3 separate regions of the Homo sapiens genome follow, and regions 2 and 3 are each linked to region 1. A link is a loop called in an ENCODE intact Hi-C map of the cell type or tissue named here. Cell type or tissue: PC-9. All regions are shown on one strand.

Region 1 (5,000 bases):
TTACATATGTATACATGTGCCATGTTGGTGCGCTGCACCTATTAACTCATCATTTAGCATTAGGTATGTCTCCTAATTCTATCCCTCCCCGCTCCCCCTACCCCACAACAGTCCCTGGTGTGTGATGTTCCCCTTCCTGTGTCCATGTGTTCTCATTGTTCAGTTCCCACCTATGAGTGAGAACATGCGGTGTTTGGTTTTTTGTCCTTGCGATAGTTTGCTGAGAATGATGGTTTCCAGCTTCATCCATGTCCCTACAAAGGACATGAACTCATCATTTTTTATGGCTGCATAGTATTCCATGGTGTATATGTGCCACATTTTCTTAATCCAGTCTATCATTGTTGGACATTTGGGTTGGTTCCAAGTCTTTGCTATGATTATTTTTTTCTTTGTCAGATAGGAGGCCTTAGAAAATAGGAGTTTCTCTAAGTGGGCACCTGTTTCCGGGAGAAGGGCCAGAGCTGGGTTGCCAGCCTGTGCAGATGTACGGGGAGCTTTGAAATGAACATTTATTCTAAAGGGACAAACAGAATTCAGAAGGTTGATTATTATTATTATTATTATTTTTGAGATGGAGTCTTGCTCTGTCACCCAGGCTGGAGTGCAATGGCACGATCTTGGCTCACTGCAACCTCCATCTCCCAGGTTCAAGTGATTCTCCTGCCTCAGCCTCCCCAGTTGCTGGGATTACAGGCATGTGCCACCATGTCTCACTAATTTTTGTAGTTTTAGTAGAGGAGGGGTTTTGCCATATTGGCCAGGCTGGTCTTGAACGCCTGAGCTCAGGTGATCCACCTGCCTCAGCCTCCCACAGTGCTGGGATTATAGGCGTGAGCCACCACACCCAGCCCAGAAGGTTGATTATTAAGCTATTCAAGGAGATACCAGAGAAAGGTGAAAACCAAGTTAAAGCAATTTTTTAAGACAATACAGCATATGGATGAAAAATGCTCCAGAAAAATAGAAATTATAAATTAAAAGCACAACTTATGGAAATGAAAGACACACTTAGAGATATACAAAATGCATGGGAAATAGAACTGAACAAGTATTAATAAAAGAAAGAGCTTGAAGACAAGGCTTTCGAATTAATCCAATCACACAAAGGCAAACAGGGCAGCAAAATCTTCACCTAGAATTGAAGGTACCAGCATCAACTGGGATTGGAGGCGGCTCTGTAGCATACAGACAGCTACTCTGTGGCTCATGAAGTTAGCAGAACTTCATGAAATGCTGGAGAGATGTTAAAGAAAAGAAAAAGGGAAGGATGGGACTGTAGAAAAGACCCCAGTATAACCGCAACCTTGGCTGCACCTTAAACTCACCTAAGGAGCTTTTAAAACTCTGGCACCCAGGCTATACTCCAGACCAATCTGAACTTTTTAAAGCTCCACAGGCGATTTCAATTTGTAACCAAGGCTGAGAATCAATACTCAATATAATCGATTTACAGTGGGAGGAAATTTAACAAGAGAGTGGATAACTGTTAAGTCTCTGTGAATCCCATTTAGTTTTATACCTTACTACCTCATCCAGTGGCAATATTGCAGATGAGAGAGTATTAAAATGCAAAAGAAAATACTTAAAATTCCAAAATTCCCTCCTCTTTCCTTCTCCAATCCCTGAGCCTTCTGTTTTCTGTACCACAAAGCTTGTTCGACATCCTTGATGAACAGAACTTGGGTTTTCTGAGCTTTCTTCTGGCTTAGATTGGCCTCACAATGAATTGGGTTATCTTCTTGCTGTCAGTTTTCCAGGAAACAACAACAAGGATTTGATTGATTGCTTGTTTGTTGTCATAGGGAATGACCTAGCCATGTTGAGTGGGAAGTAACTGGCTATTTGGTTGGTGGGGAAATATGTCCAAGGTGGAGGGATGGTGAAGAACGGACCGCATGTTCCTACAAAGAACAGACGTGACCGTCCAGCTGGCTTGGCCGACTCTGAGAGCCCTGCCCTCCACTAGATATGGTGGATGGTGGGTGAAAGGCATTGGTTAGGACTCTAAGGTATTGGGGTCTGTGGTCAGGTAGAGTGAGATGGAATCAGGGGTTAGTTCAAGAGTAACATAACGTGTCAAGTGGCTTTCCCTCTGGAGTGACTCAGAAAAACCTGTCCCATAATCTTACTGTTACTGCCATTTCCTTCACCCTGATCAATGCCAGAAATAATAGCCTGAGTTGGATTGATTTGAGCTCTGGCGCCTGTTCTTCACTTCTTGTTCATCTTTTGTCCATGGGCATTTCTGTTTTTCTTCCTGACCAGTGTCAGGACTTAGATAGTAATGGTCCTTAGATTACTGTAACAGTGAGGATGGGCCTATGGGGTCTCCTGTGTCATGTGTGTATAATAGCAGAAATGGCCTCAGCTTAGCACATATGTTCATATAAAGAAATTAGGCTAAATAACTTCTCTTCCTCTCTCATTTACCTATGTCTGAAAGGAAAAAATAATTAGACAATCTATGAATCAAAAATCTGTATATACCTAAATTATAAATTAAAGGCAATTTAACTGTTTACCTGCATCTGCACATGCAAATGTTGAACCTGACTTGATTTTTTAAAATGAGCTTCAAAATATTTAAACTTCAGACTTTCTTATGAACATTTTAAAACAGTTTCTCTGATCCTTTGCCATTTATGAAGACAGAGGCATCTGCTTAAAGCAATATAGTCTTATTACTATCTGAATCACAAAGAAAATACTATTTGCTATTGTTCCTTTTTAGTCTTCTTCAAAGGACGAGAAAGAGCTCTCCTCCACTTTGCCTTTCTTCACTTACTCTCTTGGCTGCTTTCTGCTCCTCTGTATCCATCTACATCACTCACATGCTGTCTTCCCAACTCGTAGCACTCAACCTCTTCTGTATACTACCGGCTTCCGGGATTTATGGTGGGGGATATCCCTACTGCTTTCCCTGGGCTTATGGCAAAAGAAAATGAAGTCCAGTTTGAAGTCTCCTGCAATATCATTCTGCTTTCTGGGTGAGAAGCCTGGTATGGGGAGCCCTCTAGTGGATATGTGGCTGCCATTACATTTTCCCTTTAAGGCAGAAGAAAGAGTTGGTTTGTTGGCAGGGGCAAGGGAGTAGTTCTGGTCCTAGCTCGACCATGGACTTGCTGTGGGACTTTAGACAAAGCACTTCCTCTCTCTTGGCCTCAGTTCCTTCCATGAAATATTGTAGTGTATACTGTTTGCTTTGTGCCCACAAAAACTCATTGCTGCAAGTGGGCAGGACTTGTGGAATGGCTGAGTGCAGATCTCAGCAAATCCTCTTTTCCCAAAACAATTATGAAGCCAGACAAAATTGCCAAAGACAGTCATTTAAAGACTGGAAATTTGACCAAAGCCATACAACAGATTGAGAAGGGTTAATTTAAGAAAGTCCATCCGTGGTCGGGCGTGGGCTCACGCCTGTAATCCCAGCACTTTGGGAGGCCAAGGCGGGCAGGTCAGGAGATTGAGACCATCCTGGCTAACACGGTAAAACCCCGTCTCTACTAAAAATACAAAAAATCAGCAGGGCGTGGTGGCGCGAGCCTGTAGTCCCAGCTACTCGGGTGGCTGAGGCAGGAGAATCCCTTGAAACCAGGGAGGCGGAGGTTGCAGTGAGCTGAGATCGCGCCACTGCACTCCAGCCTGGGTAACAGAGCAAGACTCCGTCTAAAAAAAAAAAAAAGAAAGTCTATTGGTTCTCAGAAAGAACAGTGGAAGTCTGTAGTGTTTTAGCATTGCCCCTTCACCTCCAGCTCTGCGGTTGTGGTAAGGAAGTTCTATCCAGGTGGGTGGGGCTTGTGGGAGGGAATGGCGTGGCAGCAGAGGGTGACTGACTTTACTTCCATGCCCAGGGTTGTTGAAAACAAGAGTTATCTCAGTGACAATCATGGAAGACCAAAATTGCAGCTAGCTTGAGGTTGCAGTACTGGTTAGGACAAGCAATAGGCCAACAGGCCTGCCAAAAATTTAACATGGAAATCCAGGTAATGATACAACTAAAGAGGGTCTTGAAAAGCTGCCACATGTGTCTGGTGGTCTAGAAGGTATGCACAAGGCTGCATACACATTCACATTCAGGACAGACTGGAGACTCATAAAAATCTGGAACTTTGAATGAATTCTCCAAGCCACACAGAGATCCACTGACAAAAGGTAAAGCCTTCGCGGCACAAGGTGTGGCTCAACTTCTGGCCATTAAGCTATGCCGATCTAGGAAGCCAGGCTTAAAAACAAGAAGCCGGGCACTGTGGCTCACGCCTGTAATCCCAGCACTTTGGGAGGCTGATGTGGGCGGATCATGAGGTCAGGAGTTCGAGACCAGCCTCGCCAACATGGTGAAACCCTGTCTCTACTAAAATACAAAAATTAGCTGTGCATGGTGGCAGGCACCTGTAATCTCAGCTACTCAGGAGGCTGAGGCAGGAGAATCGTTTGAACCTGGAAGGCGGAGGTTGCAGTGGGCCGAGATCACACCATTGCACTCCAGCCTGGGCGACACGGCGAGACTCTGTCTCAAAAAAATAAATAAAAATAAAAACAAGAAAAAAACTCTAAGCAGATATCTCAGTGGTTACATGCTGTGAGACAAACAGACATCACAGAATCAGTCCAGGTGGGTCACTAAACAAACAACAAACAAACAAGCAAACAGCAACAACCGTCCGCCCTGGTTGGGTGGGGAAGGAGATCAGAGCCCACAGTTGCTACGGTATGTTACCTAGAACGTCCAGTTTTTCAACAACAAATTATGAGACCTGCAAAGAAACAGGAAAGAGGGACCCATACACACAAAAACAGTAGAGACTGTTTCCTAGTGGGCCTACATGTTGCATGTAGCAAATACTTCTAAACTGCTATTTTGAGTATATTTAAAGAAGTAAATAAAATCAAGTTTAAAGAATTAAAGGAAAGTGGAATGACAATGACCGATCAAATATACAATATTAATAAGGAGGTAGAAATGATAAAGAAGCACCAAATGAAAATACTGGGGTTGA
Region 2 (5,000 bases), 140 kb before region 1:
ATTTTTTAAAAGCAATTTTTGATAGTTTTTCTTTTAAAAAGTAAAATTCAGCACTGTGACTTGAACCCCCAAATCTTTCACATACAGGTGAAACATTAAGCCACAAATAAAAATAATGAACAAGAAAGAAGACAAGATCCTAATTCCTGTCATTAGTGACCTAAGTACCCCATATCAGAAACTTTGCAAAACAGATCTAGGGACAGAAGGGCTTTGAAAGACATTTTTCTTTGGGGCAAATTTCGTGTGCCAGAACTACAGTTTAAATGTTTTTATGAGCAAGGGAAGGTAGCATTGATTCCCATAGCTTTCTAATTAGATACATGCTGTCATGGATGTAAGCCTTAAAGGAGTTAATACTAATCTTGTACATACACAAATTTTCCTCAGGTTTTTTTATTTTAAAAAATGATTTGTTAAAAGTACTGTCTGCTAGACCCTTGCCTTTGAGTGGCTTTGAAACTTAATATAGTTTTTAAAAAGTGCAATGGGATGAGATTATGCTATTAGTATATTAAAAGCATGTTTCTGTTTTACTCCAATTTGTAAGATCATTTAATGGAATAAAGATCACAACACCATGTTATCTGTGTTTTCTTTCTCTGTGTTTTTAATATGGGAGGTTCTGTGAAATAGTTTGGCTTGGCAAAGTGAATAAGACTTCTGACGGGATAGTGGCAATGTGGTTTGAGTTAGCTTTCTCTGTCCTACAAAACGACACTGAACAAGTGTCTTACTAGCATAGTCCTGGAGAAGGCTCTATTGTTGGCAGGGTTGCTTAAAAGTGAGCACAAGGGCCAGGTGTCGTGGCTCACTCCTGTAATCAGCACTTTGGGAGGCTGAGGTGGGAGAAATGCTTGAGCCCAGGAATTTGAGACCAGCTTGGGCAACATATGGAGACACTTTCCACCTCTGTCTCTACAAAATAAAAGTGCATAGTGGCACCCACCTGTAGTCCTAGCTACTCGGGAGGCTGAGGCAGGATGATCACTTGAGCCCAAGAGTTTTGAGACCAGCTTGGGCAACATATGGAGACACCTTCCACCCCGTCTCTGGAAAAAACAAAAAACAAACCCAGGCATGACGGTGCGCACCTGTAGTCCTAGCTGCTCTGGAGGCTGAGGCAGGATGATCACTTGAGCCCAGGAGTTGGAGGCAGCAGTGAATTACGGTCCCATCACTGTACTGCAGCCTGGGCAACAGCAAGACCCTGTCTCTCAAAAAAAATTACGCAAATTTCATTTACAGTAACATGGACTTGTGAAGACCTCTGAATTTGTAGCACTTTCATTTAGTTGCCCCATCTGGAGCCAGCTGATTAAACAGTTGCTCTTCAGGGGTGGGGGCAGGGAACGTAAATCTCTACTTAAAGCTTTCTCTTTCACTGATGGACACAGTGAGGAGATTGAATTGAACTTCTCAAATACGACAAATAGCTAGACATACCCCATTTAGCCCTACAGTAAAAAGATTTCTTCCCAAGTTGGAAACACTGGGTGGGATCAGCAGACTTTCTCTATCCAACCATCCATCCCTGGTTGTTACCATGTGTCAGGTGCTTTGCCAGGTGCTGCCCTTGAGTTCATCACAGTTTAGCAGGGAAGGGGCAAACTCAGAGGCTGATGATGTGAAGAGTATGGTGAAAACAAAGATTCAGGACTTGGGTGCCACCATCTACACTGATGTGTAGACGCTCTCAGCATAAACTGGGGAGAAGGAAGGACCAGGGTGACGAATGCGGTCCTGTATAGATGGGGAGCAGTCAAGCAAGCTGGCTTGTCTTTGGCGCATTGACATTCTTGCTTTTGATTATCATATATCACTTTGCAAAAGACAAGTCCAACTCTAATTAGCTTAAAGAAGGAAAAAATTGTTAACTGGGAAAAAGTTTCTTGTAATCGGACATATAGGGGTAAAGCTGACATCAGGCACTGGAGGAACTCAAATGTCAACAGGGCTCTTATTTCAGTGTTCAGTGACCTATTTATCTGCTGTTGCAGATAGGTTTCCTCCATGCCCCAGGGGAGGACAGGCACCAGTGGTTCCAGGTTTATGTCATCCCACTTTAATGTGCCCTGAGGAAACAGGCTTTTTTTTTTTTTGAGCTACCTATGAAAAAACACGTGTGTATATCTCCATTCCAGAGAAGGCTTCTGATTTGTTTGGCTTGAGTCATGCTCCTTCCATGGTCAACACTAGCCTGGCCTCTGAGGCATTATAACCAGCCAGACCTAGGGTGCAGGTGTCTGTAGTCAGAGTGATGACCACGTGCTATGACTGACAGCTCCACCAGAACCACATGGAGTCACCAAATGAAAGACTGCTGGGCAGACCAAAACAAATAATCCATTACAGATAACCAATTCCAGTTAACAATGGCCATTGAACAACAAGAGACACAAAACCTGGACATTTCCCAGGTTAAAGGTTCTGGAATTTTTTTGTTGTTGTTGTTTGTTTCTCTGAGACTGAGTCTTGCTCTGTCGTCAAGGCTGGAGTGCAGTGGTGCAATCTTGGCTCATTGTAACCTCCGCCTCCCGGGTTCAAGCGATTCTCCTGCTTCAGTCTCCTGAGTAGCTGGGATTACAGGCGCCCGCTGCCATGCCCAGTTAATTTTTGTATTTTTGGTAGAGGCGGGATTTCGCCATGTTGGCCAGGCTGGTCTTGAACTCCTGACCTCATGTGATCCACCCACCTTGGCCTCCCAACGTGCTGGGATTACAGGCGTGAGCCACCAGTCCTGGCCTTCTGGAATGTTTTATTTTTATTTTTATCTTATTTTTTTTGAGACAGAGTCTCGCTCTGTGCCTAGGCTGGAGTGCAGTGGCTCAATCTCGGCTCACTGCAACCTATGCCTCCCGGGTTCAAGCGATTCTCTTGCCTCAGCCTCCTGAGTAGCTGGAATTACAGGCACGCACCACCATGCTAATTTTTGTATTTTTAGTAGAGATGGGGTTTCACCGTGTTGGTCAGGCTGGTCTCGAACTCCTGACCTTGTGATCCGCCCGCCTCAGCCTCCCAAAGTGCTGGGATTACAGGCGTGAGCCACCGTGCCCAGCCTCTAGAATGTTTTTTTTAAAGAGAAGGTAGAGATGGTTATGCTGCACATTTAGGCAGTGGAAGCTCTTCAGGGCATTTCAATAGGGATTTGTTCTCTTTCCTCTTCAGTAGGACTTGGGTTTCAAAGGGGATTCAGAAGGAAGTTATACTTCACTTTTGGTTTCTTTCATAAAAGCCTGATTTTTCTGGTCAGAGGAAACTATCAAAATTGGCATAGTCACATGTTTTACACCTGTGAAAACCCTGCATTCAGCTGGCTGGTGGAGCACTTGAGACATACTCCCATTTTGAATGTTGTCATGTTGTGAAATTTGTGGTTTCTGTTCCTTGTTGTGAACTTTGTGGATTCTGTTCCTTGTGTGCAAAGAAGCATTGCAAACAGCTTCCCTTTAAATGCAGTTTCCCTAAAAAAAAAAAAAAAAAAACAAAATGCAGTTTCCCTGTTCACTTTCTCTCGTCACCCTTGCACCCTTTCTTTCTCCTGCCCTGGCCTTCCTGTGTGTCACCCAGCTTGCTCAGATTCCCCATTGGGCCTATTAGGCCTGCAAAGCAAATTAGCCTGTGCAATTTTCTCCCACCTGCTCAGCTATTCCTCCTCAGAGAGTCAGCAAAACAATGGATTCTGGAGGATCCATCTATCCTCCTTAGAAGGCAGAGAATGGAGAGATTACAAATACTTAAAAACTGGCCAGGCATGGTGGCTCATGCCTGTAATCCCAGCACTTTGGGAGGCTGAGGCAGGCAGATCATCTGAGTTCAGGAATTCGAGACCAGCCTGGCCAAAATGATAAAACCCTGTCTGTACTAAAAATACAAAAATTAGGCGTGGTAGCGTGGGCCTGTAATCCCAGCTACTTGGGAGACTGAGGCAGGAGAATCGCTTGAACCTGGGAGGCGCAGGTTGCAGTGAGCTGAGATCATGCCACTGCACTCCAACACTCTAGTCTGGGAGACATAGCAAGACTCCGTCTCAAAAAAAAAAAAAAATTAATAGTTTCCTCCTTATCACAAGAGGAATGGGGCTTCATAGCCATGCTATGCAGAAAAGCCTGGAAGCTTTGGAGGTGGACACTAGTTGGATCCTGGCATCACAGTCCACCTGTCCACCTGCTCTGTGCGGGGGGTAAGGACCGTCTTGTTGGTGATGGTGTGGCATCATGGGGCAGTTTCTCAGTAAGTCCCGGGGCCTTTCTTAGAGAGCTCCTCTTTTGAGAACTGTGTGAGAAGTGAAAATACATAGCCCTCAGTACTGTTCCCCCTTCCCAGTATGATTTTTTTTTGGTTTTGTTTTGCTTTTTTTCTGGCACAGCAACAGGAAAAGATAAGGGAGGTGACATCTGGGTGCTTCTGGAAGCAGAGGGTGAGGAAAGGCAGAAGTCAGCCCGGCTGCCTCAAAACCGAACCTGTCCATCCTGGGTTTGGATGACCTTATAGTCAGTCCCTGGCTCAGGGTGCTCCGTAATTTGTTTGATGAGTGATAAGGCACATAAAGCTATGGTATTTATATTGCCTCTGAGTCTCCTTGTCAGAAAGCTGGTGAAGATCATGTGATGTTGATGGGCACATACCTATTCTCATGTTAATAACAGCCACCGTGTGTTGTGTGAGGATTTACCACGTGCCAGACGTCAGGCTCAGCACTTTATTTTTATTTTATTTTATTTTATTTTATTTTTTGAGACGGAGTCTCCCTCTGTCACCCAGGCTGGAGTGCAGTGGCACGATCTCAGCTCACTGCAAGCTCCGCCTTCCGGGTTCACACCATTCTGCCTCAGCCTCCCAAGTAGCTGGGACTACAGGCGCTGCTACCATTCCAAGCTAATTTTTTGTATTTTTAGTAGAGACGGGGTTTCACCATGTTAGCCAGGATGGTCTCAATCTCCTGACCTCGTGATCTGAGGGCTCAGCACTTTATAAGCATCATTTCATTTGTTGCTCTG
Region 3 (5,000 bases), 88 kb before region 1:
AGCCTCAATGGCATAAGTATGTCAGTTTCTTTCAAAACTCACCTATGGATTCAATGTGATTCCAAACCAAATCCCAACAAGGTCTTTCCTGGAATTGGAAGCCAGATTCTGAAATGTATTTGGAAAAGTAAAGAGGCAGGGTTAGCTATTTCATTAACAAAGAAGGAACATCAGGCAGGGAGACTTGTGTTATTATTAAGGCTTATTATAAATTATTATTGTGATCAAGATAGTGTATTTTTGGTGTAGAGATAGTTAAATTGGCCAATGGATTGAGCCAAATTTCCAAAACAGACCCACAAATAAATGAAACTCTAATTTACAACAGAGACAGTACTGCAGATCATGGGGGGAAAGGATGAACTATTGAGGGATTGGCAAACTTTTTTGGTAAGGGCTAGACAGCCTTACGTGGTGTTCACAGTGTCTGTTGTAGTTAGTCACCTCTGCTGTGGTATTGTAAGAGCAGCTATAGACAATACTGTACGTGAACAAATGATCATGGATATGTTCTAATAAAACTTTATGTGCATTGAGATTTAAATTTCATATAATTTTCATGGGTCATGAGTTATTAGCTTTCTTTTTGTTTTTCTCAGCCATTTAAAATGCAGAAACCATTATTAGCTACTGGGCTGTACAAAAACGGGCAAAGGAGACCAGGCATGGTGGTTCACACCTATAATCCCAGCACTTTGGGAGGCAGAGGCAGGAGGATTATTTGAACTGGGCAACATAGTGACACCCAGTGTCTATTACAAACAAAACAAAAACAGATGAAGGCCTGCATTTGCCTGTAGGCTATAGTTTGTTGATCCCTAACTAGTAAATGGTATTCACATATAACCACATGGACTTTGCACTGCACAGAAAAAGTCAGTTTGGGGAGAATTTCAGACTTACATGTGAAGGACAGATGTCAATTTTTATTTTTATTTTATTTTTGAGACAGAGTCTCGCTCTGTTGCCCAGGCTGGAGTGCAGTGGCATGATCTTGGCTCACTGCAACCTCTGCCCCCTGGGTTCAAGCAATTCTTGTGTCTCAGCCTCCTGAGTAGCTGGGATTACAGGCGTGCACCACCACGCCTGGCTAATTTTTGTATTTTTTAGTAGAGATGGGTTTCACCATGTTGGCCAGGCTGGTCTTGAACTCCTGACCTCAGGTGATCCACCCACCTCAGCCTCCCAAAGTGCTGGGATTACAGGTGTGAGCCACCGTGCCTGGCCAAATGTCAATTTTTAGAAGCAAATACAGGAGAACATCTTTATGACCTTACTGTAGTTCATAAGCACAAAAAATAAAGACAAAAAGTAAGGTACAAAGAGATAAATTTCATTACATTAGATAAGAACATCTGTTTATCAAAACATACTATGGAGAGTATTAACAGTAACCTGTTCAGTAATGGTGACACACTGGGAACACCCCTAATATGGTTTGGCGGTGGTCCCCACCCAAAATCTCATCTTGAATTGTAATTCCCACGTGTCAAAGGCAGGACCAGGTGGAGGTAATGGGATCGTGGGGGTGGTTCCCCCATGCTGTTCTAATGATGGTACGTGAATCTTGTGAGATCTTATTTTTATTTATTTATTTATTTATTTTTGAGATGGAGTCTTGCCCTGTCACCAGGCTAGAGTGCAGTGGTGCGATCTTGGCTCACTGCAACCTCCGCCTCCCGGGTTCAAGCGATTCTGATGACTCAGCCTCCTGAGTAGCTGGGACTACAGACTTGCACCACCAAACCCAGCTAATTTTTGTATTTTTAGTAGAGATGGGGTTTCACTATGTGGGTCAGGATGGTCTTGATCTCTTGACCTCGTGATCCGCCTGCCTCGGCCTCCCAAAGTGCTGGGATTACAGGCGTGAGCCACCGCACCCGGCCAATCTGGTGGTTTTATAAGAATCTGGCATTTCCCCTGCTTGCACTCACTCCATCCTGCTGCCCTGTGAAGAAGGTGCCTGCTTCTCCTTTGCCTTCTGTCATGACTGTAAGTTTCCTGAGGCCCCCCAGCAATGTGGAAGTGTGGGTCAATTAAACCTCTTTCCTTTATAAATTACCCAGTCTTGGGTATTTCTTCATAGCAGTGTGAGAATGGACTATATACAACCTCCAGTGATTGTTGACAGGAGTCAGGATAAGTAAACTGTGGCACATTCCCATTTGCCACATGGGAGTACCATGCAAATGAATGAATAGCTATGGCCAATCAACATGGGTATGAAACCTAATATTGAACCAAAAATATTGTTATGGAATGCTTGATGTTTGATTCTACTTTTACAAACTTTAAAAATTATAAACTAAATGTATATTGTTAAGGATTACATTTATATATTATTAAGGGATGTGTTTATAAAAAAATTTAAAAATCAATAGGACAATAGAGACAAAATTCAGGAGAGTGGCTACAACTGCATTAGGAGGAAGAGGAACACAGGGTTAATTTTTTTGGTAATAGCTTCACTGAGGTATAATTTACATACTGTTGACGGTGATTGTGAGACCTCTGTTCTTGTCTTCTTGGTTAAAATAATTTTAACAAGAGACACAACCATAGAGGAACAACAGAAAGCAATGTATTGCAAAAGAGAAAGAACACTCTGAAAGCTGAGTGTAAAAAGAAACAGCTGAAAGTAATTTAGTGCAAAGATAAAACTCTGAAAGATACACTCTGAAAGGTACACTCTGAAAGATAAGTCAGAGTGGGCTGATCAAGAGTGAGTCAGCAAAGACTGGCTCTGAGGGAACTCCCTTTATGAGAGTCTTATGTGATTATTCATAGTGGGTGGGAAGAGGTGTGTTCCTAGTAATCATGTTCTGGGTGGTCCTCTGGGTGCACATGAGCAGTTGCTGTACATGCTTGTTCATACATTGCATGTCTCATTGCCGTCTTAAATCTCTACCCAGGGGTGTGTTTTTTACTATTATAATGAGCAAAGGGTCATTCTGAGGACAAGCAAAGTGAAAATGCACATGCTCTCTACAGGGGAAAGTCCCCAGTGAAGGTAGTTCTGCTTGGATGAGCTTGATTACAATGTGAGTGCTGAGGTTTGTTGTGTTGTTGGTGCGGTTGCTATGTCCCAATGAACATGGTTACAGGGCTCATTGTGCTGTTGACAGTGTGGTTGCCATGTCCCAAGGACGTGGTCATCTCCTTGACTATCTATCCTGCCTCAGTACCATATAGTTCACTTACTAAAGTATATAATTCGATGCCCTTTAGCATGTTCACAGTCATGAAACTATTACCACAATCAACTTTAAAACCTTCTCATCACCTAAAAAGAAACACAACCTGAATCCCCTAGCCCTTCCATCCCTAAATAATCATTACAATCATGAATTTGCTTTATGTCTCTGTGTGTTTTCCCATTCTTGACAGTTCAAATAAATGGAATCATATACTATATGGCTTTTGTGACCAGCTTCTTTCACTTATCATGTTTTCAAGCTTCCTCTATATTTTAGCATGTATCAGTACTTCCTTTTTATGGCTGAATAATATCACATCATACGAATATACCACATTTCGTCATTTATTCGTCAGTTGATGAACACTTGGGTGTCACCTTTTGGCAATTATGAATAATGCTGAGTATTAGTCAGGGTTCTTCAGAGAAACAGAACCAATGGGAGGTTATCTATCCATCAAGATTTCTTTTTTTTTTTTTTTTGAGATGGAGTCTCGCTCTGTCACCTCTGCTGGAGTGCAGTGGCGCCATCTTGGCTCACTTCAAGCCCCGCCTCCCGGGTTCATGCAGTTCTCCTGCCTCAGCTTCCGGAGTAGGTGGGACTACAGGTGCCCACCACCACGCCCAGCTAATTGTTTTTTTTTGTATTTTTTAGTAGAGACGGGGTTTCACCGAGTTAGCCAGGATGGTCTCAATCTCCTGACCTCGTGATCCGCCCGCCTCGGCCTCCCAAAGTGCTGGGATTACAGGCGTGAGCCACCATGCCCGGCCCCATCAAGATTTCTTACAAAAAATTAGCTGCTGCAGCAATCACAGAGGCTGAGAAGTCCCACCATCTGCTGTTTGCAGGCTAGAGACCCTGGAGACTCAGGAAAGGCAGTGGTATCATTCCGTCTGCGTCAAAAGACCTGGGAATCCAGGGAGCCGATAGAGTAAATCCCAGTATGAGGGCAGAAGATGAGGTGAGCTATCTCAACACAAGTAGTGAGGCAGACGAAAAGGGGACGAATTTCTCATTCCTCTAGCTTTGTTCTAATCAAGCCCTCAACAGATTGATGCTCCCCACTCACATAAGGGAGGGTCATCTGCTTCACCCATTCCACCAATTCAAATGCTGATCTCATCTGGAAGCACCTCAACAGACATGCCCAGACATCACACAGCATCTGGGCACCCCATGGCCCTGTCGGATTGACACAACAAATTAACCACCACGGCTGCTATGAACATCTGTGGACAGGTTTTTGTGGGACACAGGGCTTATTTAAGAAATTGGTTATTTTCTATTTCTTCAACTAGGTTTATTGGTACCTGTTTTGTTATTATTTCTAGTGTTTTATACTTATGTTGCAATTATTCTTCTATATGGATATAAGATTTAATAAAATCCTTTATTTATTTATTTATTTATTTCTGAGACATAGTCTCACTCTGTAACCCAGGCTGGAGGGCAGTGGCGTGATCTTGGCTCACTGCAACCTCTGCATCCCAGGTTCAATAGATTCTCCTGCCTCAGCTTCCCGAGCAGCTGGACTACAGGCGTGCGCCACCAAGCCCAGCTAATTTTTGTATTTTTAGTAGAGACGGGGTTTTGCCATGTTGGCTAGGCTGGTCTCGAACTTCTGACCCAAGTGATTCACCCACCTTGGCCTCCAAAAGTGCTGGGATTACAGGCATCAGCCACTGTGCCCGGCCAAAGCCCATTAAAATTATATGTAGCCCAAGATATTCCTGGCATGTACATAGAAAGATAACATTGCCTCTAGAAAGGGGAACTGGGTTGCTGGAGGCTGGAGGCTGGAGG

What was found. Peaks named below come from ENCODE experiments on the same cell type or tissue, not always from the same donor. Only the 100,000 strongest peaks of a DNase experiment are listed, where the experiment ranks them.
Region 2: a loop joins it to region 1, with 5 times the contacts of the local background. A loop is called at or near these places in 102 of 110 quality-filtered maps.
Region 3: a loop joins it to region 1, with 2.5 times the contacts of the local background. A loop is called at or near these places in 8 of 110 quality-filtered maps.

What each region holds. Positions count from the first base shown.
Region 1 is chr11:63,477,011-63,482,010 of GRCh38, reverse strand. All of the region lies in intron 3 of PLAAT5 (phospholipase A and acyltransferase 5), which reads left to right. Among named protein-coding and RNA genes, the nearest start is that of PLAAT5, 12 kb to the left of the region's middle. In PC-9, CTCF peaks have their summits at 2,812 and 3,017 (motif pointing left); a DNase peak (open chromatin) is centred at 2,980.
Region 2 is chr11:63,619,668-63,624,667 of GRCh38, reverse strand. It overlaps ATL3 (atlastin GTPase 3), which reads left to right. Exons shown (of 13, transcript NM_015459.5): 13 at 1-581. All of the region lies in intron 1 of LNCROPM (lncRNA regulator of PLAAT3 mediated phospholipid metabolism), which reads right to left. Among named protein-coding and RNA genes, the nearest start is that of LNCROPM, 5.9 kb to the right of the region's middle. In PC-9, no CTCF peak of the experiment used is centred here; a DNase peak (open chromatin) is centred at 2,067.
Region 3 is chr11:63,565,285-63,570,284 of GRCh38, reverse strand. No RefSeq gene overlaps it. Among named protein-coding and RNA genes, the nearest start is that of PLAAT2, 4.4 kb to the right of the region's middle. RefSeq lists enhancers at 2,631-2,720, 2,731-2,780 and a cis regulatory region at 2,573-3,100. In PC-9, no CTCF peak of the experiment used is centred here; DNase peaks (open chromatin) are centred at 2,114 and 2,754; H3K4me3 peaks cover 1,088 bases; H3K27ac peaks cover 4,658 bases.